Regions from separate parts of the Homo sapiens genome. Here region 1 is linked to region 2. The links are chromatin contacts, found by Hi-C or POLR2A ChIA-PET in ENCODE. All regions are on one chromosome and are shown on one strand. Each heading gives the region's core, a stretch centred on a gene start or an enhancer-like site at or near the end of the contact. The rest is flanking DNA. Distances are from core to core; before and after follow the strand shown.

What was found. Hi-C counts contacts between places; a loop is a spot of excess contacts on that map. ChIA-PET counts read pairs that join two places held with the same protein, here RNA polymerase II (POLR2A). Pooled maps may share reads with other maps.
Region 1: a loop to region 2 is called in a pooled map, with 4 times the contacts of the local background. The contact joins the enhancer-like site here to the promoter of PDE4C in region 2. A Hi-C loop is called at or near these places in 5 of 50 pooled maps. POLR2A ChIA-PET finds 5 or more read pairs at or near these places in 8 of 52 experiments (A549, Caco-2, H1 and 3 more).

What each region holds. Positions count from the first base shown.
Region 1 is chr19:18,300,085-18,305,907 of GRCh38, forward strand. No RefSeq gene overlaps it. Among named protein-coding and RNA genes, the nearest start is that of LSM4, 20 kb to the right of the region's middle. RefSeq lists a cis regulatory region at 966-1,385 and enhancers at 4,615-4,994, 4,885-5,390. Within about 2 kb of position 4,572, at least 37 of the 41 ENCODE cell types and tissues checked have a DNase peak (open chromatin) inside an H3K27ac peak, as active enhancers do; they include OCI-LY7, where a contact is called at or near this core.
Region 2 is chr19:18,225,154-18,231,888 of GRCh38, forward strand. It overlaps PDE4C (phosphodiesterase 4C), which reads right to left and starts at 1,285. Exons shown (of 15, transcript NM_001098818.4): 1 at 1,117-1,285. The coding sequence starts at 1,262. RefSeq lists a silencer at 1,169-1,228 and an enhancer at 6,398-6,735.

The DNA.
Region 1 (5,823 bases), core at 3,322-5,821, 78 kb after region 2:
CTGGGATTACAGGTGCCTGCCACCACACCCGGTTAATTTTTTTGTTTGTTTGTTTTGGTTTTTTTGAGACAGAGTCTCACTCTGTTGCCAGGCTGGAGTGCAGTGGTGTGACCTCGGCTCATTGCAACCTCTGCCTCCCGGGTTCAAGCAATTCTTCTGCCTCAGCCTCCCGAGTAGCTGGGACTACAGGTGTGTGCCACCAGGCCTGGCTAATTTTTGTATTTTTAGTAGAGACGGGGTTTCACCATGTTAGCCAGGATGGTCTCCATCTCTTGACTTCATGATCCGCCCGCCTCGGCCTCCCAAAGTGCTGGGATTACAGGTGTGAGCCACCACGCCCGGCCAATTTTTATATTTTTTAGTAGAGACGGGGTTTCACCATGTTTCCCAGGCTGGTGTCAAACTCCTGACTTCAGGTGGTCCACCCACCTCAGCCTCCCAAAGTGCTGGGATTACAGGCATAAGCCACTGCACCTGGCCCATTTTTTTAATTTTTAATTTTTTTTCCCAAGACAGTCTTGCTCTGTCACCCAGGCTGGAGTGCAGTGGCATGATCTCGGCTCACTGCAACCCCCACCTCCCAGGTTAAAGCAATTCTCCTGCCTCAGCCTCCCGAGTAGATGGGATTACTGGCGCTCACCACCATGCCCGCCTAATTTCTGTATTTTTAGTAGAGACTGGGTTTCACCGTGTTAGCCAGGCTGGTCTTGAACTCCTGACCTCGTGATCCGCCCGCCTCAGCCTCCCAAAGTGCTGGGATTACAGGTGTGAGCCACCACCCCCAGCCATTTTTTTAATGTTTAAGGAAAACTGCTGGGCAGTGAAGGTCTCCCCAGACAATGTCACTGAGCCCCGGCCTCCCCAACCTGGTCTGAGATTTCAGGGGGTTTCAGAAGAAGCTGACCTTTGAGAAGGCTCTGGGGCCAGGATGTCTGAGTTACTTGATGCTGGAGGGGTGGGGCAAGGAGGGTCTGGCCCTGGTGGTGCAGAGGAGGGGAGATGAGGGTGGGGAAGACACTTGAGGACGTGAGGAGTATTTTTAGGTGCTGAATGCAGCCCTGAAATATTTCCACGGCCACTCCCGAGAGCGAGCTGGGTGACTATTTCGGTGCCTGGTTCCAGTGGAGGCGGGGCAGGGGTGAGTCACTCACTGCCCAGTGGCCGCAGAGGCCAGGCCCAGGCTGGGAGGCGGCTCGAAGGGCAGGATCGCAGGCCTGCAAGGTGAACGGTCACTGGCCTGGGGCCAGGCTTCCTAAGCCAGCCTCCAGGGCACAGAGGACAGCGGCCTTTCTATTCCCCATGGCACTGGCCAATCCAGAGGGGCCACTGCCTGGGTGCCCTGGGACAATGAGCTGCTCACGCCAACCCCATAGTTGTAAAGATGGAGGGTCCCCCGTGAGGTTCTGGACACCCCACAGGTGCTAGGCGAGATGCCATCTTAGATTATTTCAAGCATTTATTGAGCACTTGCTGTATACCAGGCCAGTCCTAAAATGATTACTGGCATCCTCCCTTCATGCAATCTGCCCAATAACCCCCATGAGGTAGAGCTGCTGTTATCCCCCCGACCAGGGAGGAAACTGAGGCACGGTAGGGTTAAGCCCTCCAGGCACCTAACTATGTGCCTCAAATCCTGTCCCTCAGCTGATGTTACAATCAGGGGAGTGAGTTTTAAAGCAGCAGCCGATCTTGCTTACCCCCCACACCCTATTCCCAACCAATTTTGGGGTCCTGACTGTGCCTGAGCTGGGAGAAGGTCAATGGATCCTTCAGGTTTAAGGAGGCAGTGGAAAGAGGAGGTCACCATTGCTGTGTGACCTGGGGCAGGTTCCTCACCCTCTCTGTGCCTGAGCAGTGAATGACGATGCCACCCTATGGGTGAGTTCCGGAGCTGCCTGGCACACATTCATGATAGATAAACAATGGTTGGCTGAGCATACTGGCTCAGGCCTGTAATCCCAGCACTTTGGGAGGCTAAGGTGGGAGGATCGTTTGAGCCTAGGAGTTTGAGACCAGCCTGGACAACATGGTGAGACCCCTATCTGTAAAAAAAATAAAAAACAATTATCGGCTGTTGCTTGGATTGTGTGCCTGTCCTGAGCCTTCATTTCTCCATCTGTGAGGACCCTCGGAGGTGCTGGGTTGGAAGTGGCTTTGGAAACCCACGGGGCTGAGCGGCAAGGCTGAGTGGGAGCTCGGGGAATCCTCGCCCTCACTCGAAGTCTCCTTGAGAAGAGGCTGATGCTTGGCCGGGCGAGATGGCTTACGCCTGTAATCCCAGCACTTTGGGAGGCCGAGGCGGGCGGATTGCCCGAGGTCAGGAGTTCGAGACCAGCCTAGCCAACATGGCGAAATCCTGTCTCTACTAAAAAATGCAAAAATTAGCTGGGCGTGGTGGCGGACGCCTGTAATCCCAGCTATTCGGGAGGCTGAGGCAGGAGAATTGCTTGAACCTGAGAGACAGAGGTTTCAGTAAGTGGAGATCGCGCCACTGCCCTCCGGCCAGGGCGACAGAGTGAGACTTTGTCTCAAAAAAAAAAAAAAAAAAAAGAAGTGGCTGATGCCAAGCGTCAGGAACAGATCCCTGCAAGTGCCCACCCCAGCTCCTGTAGGGGCTTCTTTTTTATTTTATTTTATTTTATTTTTTCTTTTGAGACGGAGTCTTGCTCTGTCGCCCAGGCTGGAGTGCAGTGGCGTGATCTCCGATCACTGCAAGCTCCGCCTCCCTGGTTCGCGGCATTCTCCTGCCTCAGCCTCCCAAGTAGCTGGGACCACAGGCGCCCACCCGCCTTGCCTTCCCAAAGTGCTGGGATTACAGGCATGAGCCACCGCGCCCGGCCCTGTAGGGGCTTCTGGCCTGAGCCCTGACCCCCTCTGCCCCTTCCCCACAGAAGTTCAGAGGCTCCGTGCTTGCAGTTCCTCCACCTGTTCCGGCTCTCTCTGTGTGGCCAGCAGCTTCTTGTCCACTCGAGACTTGGTTTGACTGGACCTCCTCTTAAATTTTTAAAAAATTTTTAATTTATTATTAGTAGTATCATTTTTTTGAGACAGACTCTCGTTCTGTCGCCCAGGCTGGAGTGCAGTGGCGCTATCTTGGCTCACTGCAACCTCTGCCTCCTGGGTTTAAGCAATTCTCCTGCCTCAGCCTCCTGAGTAGCTGGGATTACAGGCACCACGTGCCACCACACCTGGCTAATTTTTGTATTCTTAGTAGAAATAAGGTTTCACCTCGTTGGCCAGGCTGGTCTCAAACTCCTGGCCTCAGGTGATCCGCCTGCCTCGACCTCCCAAAGTGTTGGAATTACAGTTGCCGCTGTGAGCCACAGCACCCAGCCGGCCTCCTCTTGCTCTGTGGAAAGGAGGTGCCACCTCGGGGTCCTGCACTTCCTGGGCAAGGCCAGCTGGTCAGCCTAGGCCCTGGCAGCCTCCTCCTCCCTGCCCTGAGGCCCCAGCACTGCCCCCTTCCTGCTTCCACCCCTGCTTCTGACTGTTCCAGAACCCTCTGTGGCTGCTTCTCATGTCACTCAGGGCCCACATCCTCCCCATTTCCTGCCCTTCTGTTTGCTCCTGTGTCCCCTGGGCACAGGGCCTTTGCACGGGACTGTCCTCCTGACCCCTGCTGGTCCAGAATGTTCTTTCCCAAGGTGGCTGGCTCCCTCGTCTCTCAGGCCCTTCCTGAATCTTCAGTGTCCTTCTCTCACCTTCCCTGACCACCTCTTCATTCACCTCCTCACGAGCCCGCCCTGTTTCTGGTTTCTTTTTCTTTTTTTTGAGAGTCTCGATCTGTCGCCCAGGCTGGAGTGCAGTGGCGCGATCTCAGCTCACTGCAACCTCCGCCTCCCAGGTTCAAGCGATTCTCCTGCCTCAGCCTTCTGAGTAGCTGGGATTACAGGTTTGTGCCATCACGTCCGGCTAATTTTTGTATTTTTAATAGAGATGGGGTTTCACCATGATGGCCAGGTTTTGAACTCCTTATCTCAGGTGATCCGCCCACTTCGGCCTCCCAAAGTGCTGGGGTTACAGGCATGAGCCACTGCGCCTGGCCTGGTTTCTTCTTTTTACAGCATTTATGCATTTGATATGCATATGCTTGTGGCTGGCTCACTCCTGTGGAAGGGAAGGATTGCCGGGGCTGTGTCACCAGCACCTGGGACAAGGCAAGTGGCCCTAGTGCCAGGCTCGTGCCAGGCCCTGGGCTCCAAAAGAAGAAGGTGGGGAGGGAGGTGACAGGGACACAGGCCATCTGGGGGTGGCTGTCAGAGTAGTGCTGGGAACAGCAGGTGAAGCCCAGAGGAGGAGAGGAGGAGGAGAGAGAGGAGGGGGATGGGGGATGGGAGTGGGGGATGAGTGGAGGAGGATGGAGGAGGAGGGGAATGGGGAGGAAGATGGGGAGTGAGAGGAGGGGGATGGGGGAGGAGAAGGAGAAGGAGGAGGAGGAGGAGGAGAGAGGGATGGCTTCCCACAGCTGCCTCTCGGGGGCCACTGCCCAAGGCCAGCCTCTGCACTTTTGTCCCTGAAGCGGGTGTTTGGCTCCAGGATGAGGTGGCGTCAGCAGCCGACCCGGGCCTGTCGCACTCTGGCGGGGGACTGTGGGCTGGCCCTGCAGAGCTCAGCCCCCGGCTGAGTCACAGCACAGCGCCAGGCGTGGGCCTCCCTAACAGAAAGCAAACTCCAGGCGAGAAGGTCTGGGGGCGGGTGGGGACCATCTACGATAAAGGCAGCCCCAGTTGGGTGAGGAGGGCACAGACCATCGGAGGGACAGAAAGACCTGGAAGCCTTGGATTTAGGAACTAGACTGGTGCTTTTGGTTTCTTTTCTTGTTGAGGGGGCTGAGGATGAGGCTTTGTGAAACCAACCAGGAAGAATGAAACACAGAGCTGGTCCGACACCCAGCTCGAGGGAGGGGGGCCGGAAGCTTCTGGAAGTTGGCTGCCCCTAAGCAGGGGCCACTCTAGCCCACAAGGCCAAGTTGGCAGAGGCAGACGAGGGGACTCTGCGGCTCAAGTCACGGGCCAGGAGCCCGCAGCTGCCGGGCTGGAAAGGTCAGAGCCGGCTCTGCGTCTGGCTGCGCCGGCAAGAAGCCACAATTACGCAGGCAAAAGAGCCCGGGGATTAGCCCCAGCACCTGGGACCCTGAATGGTGAGAAGGCACCTAGGGGGTGTTGGAACACATTCTGAGTTCAGAGCCTGGTCAGGGAGAAAAAACCAAACGGAGATCAGGAAGGGGAAGGGGCCTTCGAGGGCTTTCCCATCCCAACTTCCCAGGATGCCTGACCCCAGAGCTCCTGGATTTGATCCACGCCTCGTGACACACACAACCCCTGGGAGGAAGGAGCCCAGGCCCCTTGGAGAGCCCCAGAGGCCTCTAAGGGCCGGTGAGTCTAGGACATGGGGCAGGAGCTGCAAATGGGGCCTCCCTGCTCCCCACCCTTCCTTCCCTCCTCCTCTAAACATTGCCCCACCCACCTCGCCCTGTGAGCCCAGCCCCCTGCACGGCCCACACTGTAGGGGCATGGGGTGTGCCAAGAGATGCTCCTGTCGACCAGGCGCAGTGGCTCATGCCTGTAATCCCAGCACTTTGGGAGGCCAAGGCGGGAGGATCACTTGAGATCAGGAGTTCAAGACCAGCCTCGCCAACATGGTGGAACTGTGTCTGTACTAAAAATACAAAAATTAGCCGTCTGTGTTGGTGCACACCTGTAATCCCAGCTACTCAGGAGGCTAAGGCAAGAGAATCGCTTGAACACACGAGGCAGAGGTTGCAGTGAGCCAAGATTGTGCCACTGCACTCCAGCCTGGGCAACAGAGCGAGACTCCGTCTCA
Region 2 (6,735 bases), core at 35-2,534:
GGTGCGGGGGTAGAGCCCCCCGGCTGTGGGAACGGCGCGGCTGCCCATTGGCCAGGGGGGTAAACTGAGCCAGGGAGGCTCGGACTTGGGTTCGGGTCTGGCCTGCGCGGGGCCGGCCCTCGTTCATCCTCACTTCTGAGTACCCGCGACGCGCCCTCGACGTCCCTGCGCTGTCTCTAGCGCCTTCAAAAGGGAATGTGCTTCGCTAGTGTTTGGTGCCCCGAGGTCGCTCTCCAGGACACGGAACCCCCACTCTCCCACTCCCTGGTTGAAATGGAACCACCAGGAACCACGGTCATACCTTCTCCCTCCAACCCCAGCTATGACCTTGGAGAGGGACCTCCCCTCTCAGCCTTTGGGTGCCAGACTTACCAAGTGGGTGCCAATTCGGCGCGGACCAAGCGCAGGATGCCAGCCACAGTCGGCGCCCACAAGCCCCACTCCGAACCCCAGCCTTGCCCCCATCCCTCCCCACGAGGTCACAGTCGTTTCTGGAAAGGCAGGGATTCGAACCCAGAGGGGTGGACCGAGTGCTTAGAGGATGCAGCGCAAGCAGCTGCCGGGCGCAGGCGCGCGCTCAGCCTGGGACTCCCGAACGCCCTGCCTCGAAAACCCCCTCAATTCAGGTCTTCCTCCGTGGACACCCAGAGTTCATTGTGAGGCCCCCAGGGCATCTCTTTGCTGGCACTGGGACAGGATGCTGGTGGGAGGGGGCACCAAGGGAAGGAGTGCCCCTTCCCCCTCCTCCCACTGCCAGGACGCACAGCCTGCCTGCCCCAGGCCGGCGAGGGTCAGGAGGAGACGTGAGCCTCAGCCCGTCCCACTCTGGGCCTCACAGCTGGAAGGAGACAGACGGCTGGTCCCCTGGGCCTATATCCAGGCGGCGGGTGGAGACAGACGGAGACAGAGAGAGACAGAGTCACCAACTGCGAGACAAAAGTAGGGTAAGGTAGGGTAGAGGGAGAGAGATACAGAGAAAGCGAGGGAGAGGCAGAGCGTCCAAGCCCGGACTCCGGCCCCGGCCCCAGCTGTCCCTGGCCTTGTCCCTGTCCCTGCCCTTCCCACCTCCACACCGGGCGTCCCGGTGACCCCGCCAGGCCCTCTGTCCAGCCTCACCACAGCGGATGGGCCACCGTGAAGCGCCGCTGCAGGCGGATGCTCTGATTCACCAAAAGCTTCCTGAAGAGCCCGGGGGAGCCGCGCGGGGATCCCCGAGGGGAGCCGGGCCCGGGGACCGGGGCGGGCGCGGGGGGGCCCTGCATCGCCAGGACTGCGTGGAGGCTGGACCGAGCGCCGGCTGCGCGGGACCTTTTCTGGACAGCTGCGGGGGCGGGGCCCAGCGGGGAGGGGGCAAAGGGCGCATCGGCCCCGCCTCGAGGCCGGCGGCTCCCTGACGACCCCCGGGACAAACGGGGAAACTGAGGCACAGAGTCAGACGCAACTCTCTGCTCCTTTTTTTTTTTTTTTTTTTTGAGACGATCTCGCTGTGTTGCCCAGGCTGGAGTGCAGTGGCACAGTCCTAGCTCATTGCAGCCTCAACTTCCTGGGCTCAAGGGATCCTCCTACCTCAGCCTCCCAAGTAGCTGGGACTACAGATGCACACCACCACGCCCGGGCTAATGTATTTTCTGGAGAGATGGGGGTGTCTCTTTATGTTGCCCAGGCTGATCTCGAACTCCCAGACTCAAGTGATCCTCCTGCCTCAGCCTCGCAAAGTGCTGGGATTATAGGTGTGAGCCATTGCGCCAGGCCCAACTGTACTTCTTTAGAGGGCTGCCCCTAAGATCTCAGAGCCTGGATCTTACTCAGCCTTCCTCGGCACGTCCCTGGTTAGTGCAGCTTGCTGGGCCAATAACTGCTAAAAAGTGTAGAATGAGGGAGTCAGAAAGCAAGGTGCCCAGAGAAACAGCTGTCTTGCCTTCCATTATTGAGGGCATCACCGAGGTATAGAGTTTGCCAATGTCCGATCCCACGCAATGTTTCTAATCCTCCTCTGCCCATTTTCCAGATGGAGAAACTGAGGCCTAGTGCCATCAAACAGCGCACCAGAAACTACAAACCCTTAATCCTTTGCCAAGTGGGGAAACTGAGGCTTCCATGGACGCGGTCACGGGCATGGGTCTTTGTTGCAGAAAGCGAGACCCAAACTCAGGGCCCCCTCTCCCAGCACCCCTCCACGCAACTCCCCACGTGATCCCCCACCTGCTCTGACATTCCCCAGGCCCTGTCTCTGGATGCCTTCACCTCTCCTGCTGTCTCCTCCTAGACAAACATCCGCACATCACCTCTGCCAAGTCTTCTGTCCTGCGAAACCTCAGCCGCCCACCCCTGCCATCAGAGGGACCTCACTGTCCCAGGACTGGGGGGGGCCTCTGGTGTCTGGGAGGATTCCCAGAGTCTGTACCAGGTGCTCTACCCTCAGAATGCTGGAGTCAGGCTGGCCTTGTTCCACTTTACAGAAAAGGAAACCAAGGCTTAGCATGTGTCACACAAGGAGGAGGGACCTAGAAACAGCCATGTCACAGGCAGAGGCCCAGGGGACCTCCCAGCAACTGAGGCCTGACCGTGCCCCTTGCTGTGGAATGACCTCTGTCTCTCAGCCTGGGCCTTCCCCCCGGGGCGGCTGCCTCAGTCTTGGTGTCCCCAGACATGGTACCCATGTTTCTGGCAGTCCTGGAGAAGCCCATTGATCAGGGATCCCACAGGAGATCCTGAGGCAACCATGCTAAGGCCAGATACATGAGAGTCTCCCCATTCTACAGATGAGAAAACAGAGGCTCAGAGGAGGAGTCACACAGCCCAGAAAAACAGAGAGCCTCAGGTATCTGGCCAGGAAGCCCCCCTAACCCCCGCAGTCTTGCAACCAGACACCTGGCGGGAACCAGACCTCGCTGTCCCCAAGACAAAAATACCATCGTTGTCTGCTGGGGCCAGACCTAATTATAGCCATCCCTAGGGGACACATGCTGCTAGGATTGGCCTTGTGGGGACACTGGAGCCAAGGTCTCAGCAGTCTTGACACCACCTCCCCGCCACTGTGAGAGAAGTGACAATAGTTACATGTCCCCAAGGAGAAACCGAGGCACAGAGATTCAGCCCCTCCCCCAAAATCACAGACATAAAATAGGAGGCTAAGACTAAACAAAATTATGTAAACTGAGTGCTTCAAAAACATGCAGCACTCAGCCAACAGCAGTGAAGGGAAAAGTCATTGGATTTTCAGACGAAACCTACAAAGTGTGGACTACTATTCCCATTTCGAGGATGGGGCTACTGAGGCACAGAAAGGCACAGTCATTTGCCTAAGGACACACAGCCATAAGGTGCAAGACTGGGGTCATTTGAACCCGGACAGGTAGTGTTCTTCCCAGCCTGGGTCCTCCCGCACTGGATGCGTTAACTCATTTCATCCCCTCTGTAGTCCCAGGGGCGAGTCTCACATTAATATTTTATCAATAGGTTTACTATTAATGTTTCATCCATATATTTAATTTTAAATATTTTATTAACAGTTCTAACAGGAAGGTGTTAATTAATAGCTGTTCGGATGGAGAAAGAGTCACAGCAAGGGGTGGCCACAGAGCCAGGACTCAGCATTCACAGCCTGGCTCCTACCAGGCCCTGGGAGGCTCTCCAAGCCCCGCTGGGTAAGGGACAAAAGCTGAAAGAGGTTTGGACAGAAGCACCCCTACCCTGACTCCATCCCTGCATTACTGCATCTCCTGTAGAGGTGCCCAGTAGTCTCTGGTGCCTTTATTTATTTTATTTTATTTTATTTACATATTATTATTATTTTTTGAGAACAGAGTTTTGCTCCTGTTGCCCAGGCTGGAGTGCAATGGCACAATCTCGGCTCACTGAAACCTCCGCTTCCTGGGTTCAAGCAATTCTCCTGCCTCAGCCTCCCAAGTAGCTGGGATTACAGGCATGTGCCACCATGCCAAGCTAATTTTTTTTTTTTTTTTTTTTTGTATTTAGTAGAGACGAGGTTTCACTATATTGGTCAGGCTGGTCTCGAACTCCTGACTTCAGGTGATCACCTGCCTCAGCCTCCCAAAGTGCTGGGATTACAGGCGTGAGCCACTGTCCCTGGCCTTACTTTTTTGAGACACAGTTTCACTCTGTCGCCCAGGGTGGAGTGCAGTGGCGCAATCTTGGCTCACTGCAACCTCTGCCTCCTGGGTTCAAGTGATTCTCCTGCCTCAACCTCCCAAGTAGCTGGGATTACAGGCATCTGCCACCACGCCCAACTAATTTTGGTATTTTTAGTAGAGACGGGGTTTCACCATGTTGGCCAGGCTGGTCTTGAACTCCTGACCTCAGGTGATCCGTCTGCCTCAGTCTCCCAAAGTACTGGGATTACAGGTGTGAGCCACTGCGCCCATTCTGATGCCTTTAGCACAGCACTGCCTCAGTTTCCCTCATTTGAATGTTCCCTTCTCTGGGCAGGCACTTTTCTCCACTGCCACCAGGTGGCCCCAGAGAGATTTTTTTAAATGGGTGTTTTTGACCATTTTACAGATGAGTAAACTGAGACGTGGAGAGGGGAGATGACTTGCCCAAGTCCCCACGGAGGAGTCAAGCAGAATGAGCAGGGTGGGGGCCAGGTCACATGTGTAGATGTTCGCATGGGTCAAATCACACACTCCTTTGCTGCAGACCCTCCCATGGCCCCCCATTGCCCTCAGATCTGAATTCACACCTCCCAGAGGTCCCATGTGGCCCATCCCCACCTCACTTCTCTTGGCTTACACTGTTCCAGTCTCTCCCCACTCCTCACTGTTCTCTGAATCAGCCAGGCTTATTTCCACCCCATGGCCCTCACCTGAATGCTTGTCGCCTGCTGATGCTTTGTCTTTTGGGTTACAGTTAGAGTCACCTCCTCCGAGAAGCCCTCCCTGACTAGCCAGGTAAATGCCTCAGAGCACCCTCCAGCCATGGATACAACTTCACATTTATTGTCATGATTATTTGCCTGTGAGTCCCTGGAGAGCAAGGCCAGGTCTGCCATGTTCCCTGCTGTTCCCTCAGTACTTGGCACTTAGTAGATGCTCAATAAATGCTTGTAGCGGCTGGGTGTGGTGGCTCATGCCTGCAATCCCAGCACTCTGGGAGGCCACGGTATGTGGATCACTTGAGGTCAAGAGTTTGAGACCAGTCTGGCCAACATGGCAAAACTGTCTCTACTAAAAATACAAATATTAGCCAGGCATGGTGGTGGGCACCTGTAATCCCAGCTACTGGGGAGGCTGAGGTAGGGGAATCGCTTGAACCCAGGAGGCAGAGGTTGCAGTGAGACAAGATTGTGCCACTGCACCCGGCCTGGGCAACAGAGTGAGAGACTCCATCTAAAAAATAATAAATAAATAAATGCTTGTAGCATAAACAGAGAGCCTCTCCTTCCATCCTCAAGCCACACTGATCCATTTTCAGCTCCTCACATGCCTGATCCTCTTGAGTCTGAGGCTTTGCACATTCTGTTCCTTCTACTTAGAATACCCTTCTTGCACTCACCCTAGCTGACCTCTTTCCTCCTGCAGGCTAAGCTTAAATGTCACTTCTCCCAAGCAGTCCTCCCTGACTCCCACCCCACTGCTGGGTCTGGAGCCTCCTCTGGGCTTGTTCTCTGACCTTTCCCTATCAACCTGTGCCTTCTCCACCTGGTATGAGTGTCTCCACCATCAGCCTTAGGGGACACAGCTTCTTATCCATGGTTGCGTCTCCAACACAGGGCCTGCCACCCAGTAGGTGCTTAAATGCCTTCTCAACAAAATGCTTAGACCCTCCCATACCCCTGTGATCCATCTGGGGCTGTGGGGAAGCACATTCCCCCAACAGTTTCTAGGGCTGAGTAAAGAGCCACAAGCTGGGGACCCAGTGTGTACCAGGCTCAGGCACAGAATATTCACCTCTCTGATGAGGACGCCGAGGCTCCGGGAGGCACCACGGCTTGCTCAATACCACACAGCAGGTTGGCCTTGGGGCCTGGCCTTGAACTCAGTTTCGCTGGGCTTCCCCCTGGGGTGAACCCCTACCCTCATATCAGCACAGAGAAGCACAGTGGGCCACATGCATGCTCATCCACGTATGTGTGACTGCAGCGCATACGATGCGCAGAACGACGTGTGTGTGCACACACACGTGCACAGGGACACCCAATCCACCGCTCCTGCCTCCCAGAGCCAAGCGGGGGCTTCCCCTAGAAGAGCTCATACCAAGGCTCTGTTTGTTCTTTCTTGAAAATGGAAAATCATGAGTCACCAGAAGGGATGGGGAAGGAGGAACTAGAAGCCGGGGCGGGAGAAGGGGCTCCTGGGTCACCTGAGAACAGCTCCAACCCCTCTGGGCTGTGGGAACCATCTACCCCAGATGCCTCCCAGGCTGCTGGAGGGCCAGGCTGGGGGCGAGAGGCCAGGCTTGCTGATGGAGTCAGAAGCCAGTGGCCCCTAGGGGGTCCATGCACCAGGACGCAAGAAAGCCAAGCTCCAGAGCAGGGAAGTAACCCATCCAAGGCCACTCAGCCTGGACTGAAATCTGGGATGCTGGTCCAGCTGACTTGGTTCTCCCTCCAACCTAAGGAGGGCTTGGAGTTCCTGGACCCTCCTTCCTGGCCCTGGAGCCTCCACCTGGTAGTTGGAGACCCTCATGTAGGGCCCCCTGAGGATTCTACATTATCTTTCTATGAGTCTCTTCTGTCTCTGTCCTAACCCCACCCCACTCAACTTACACGAAACA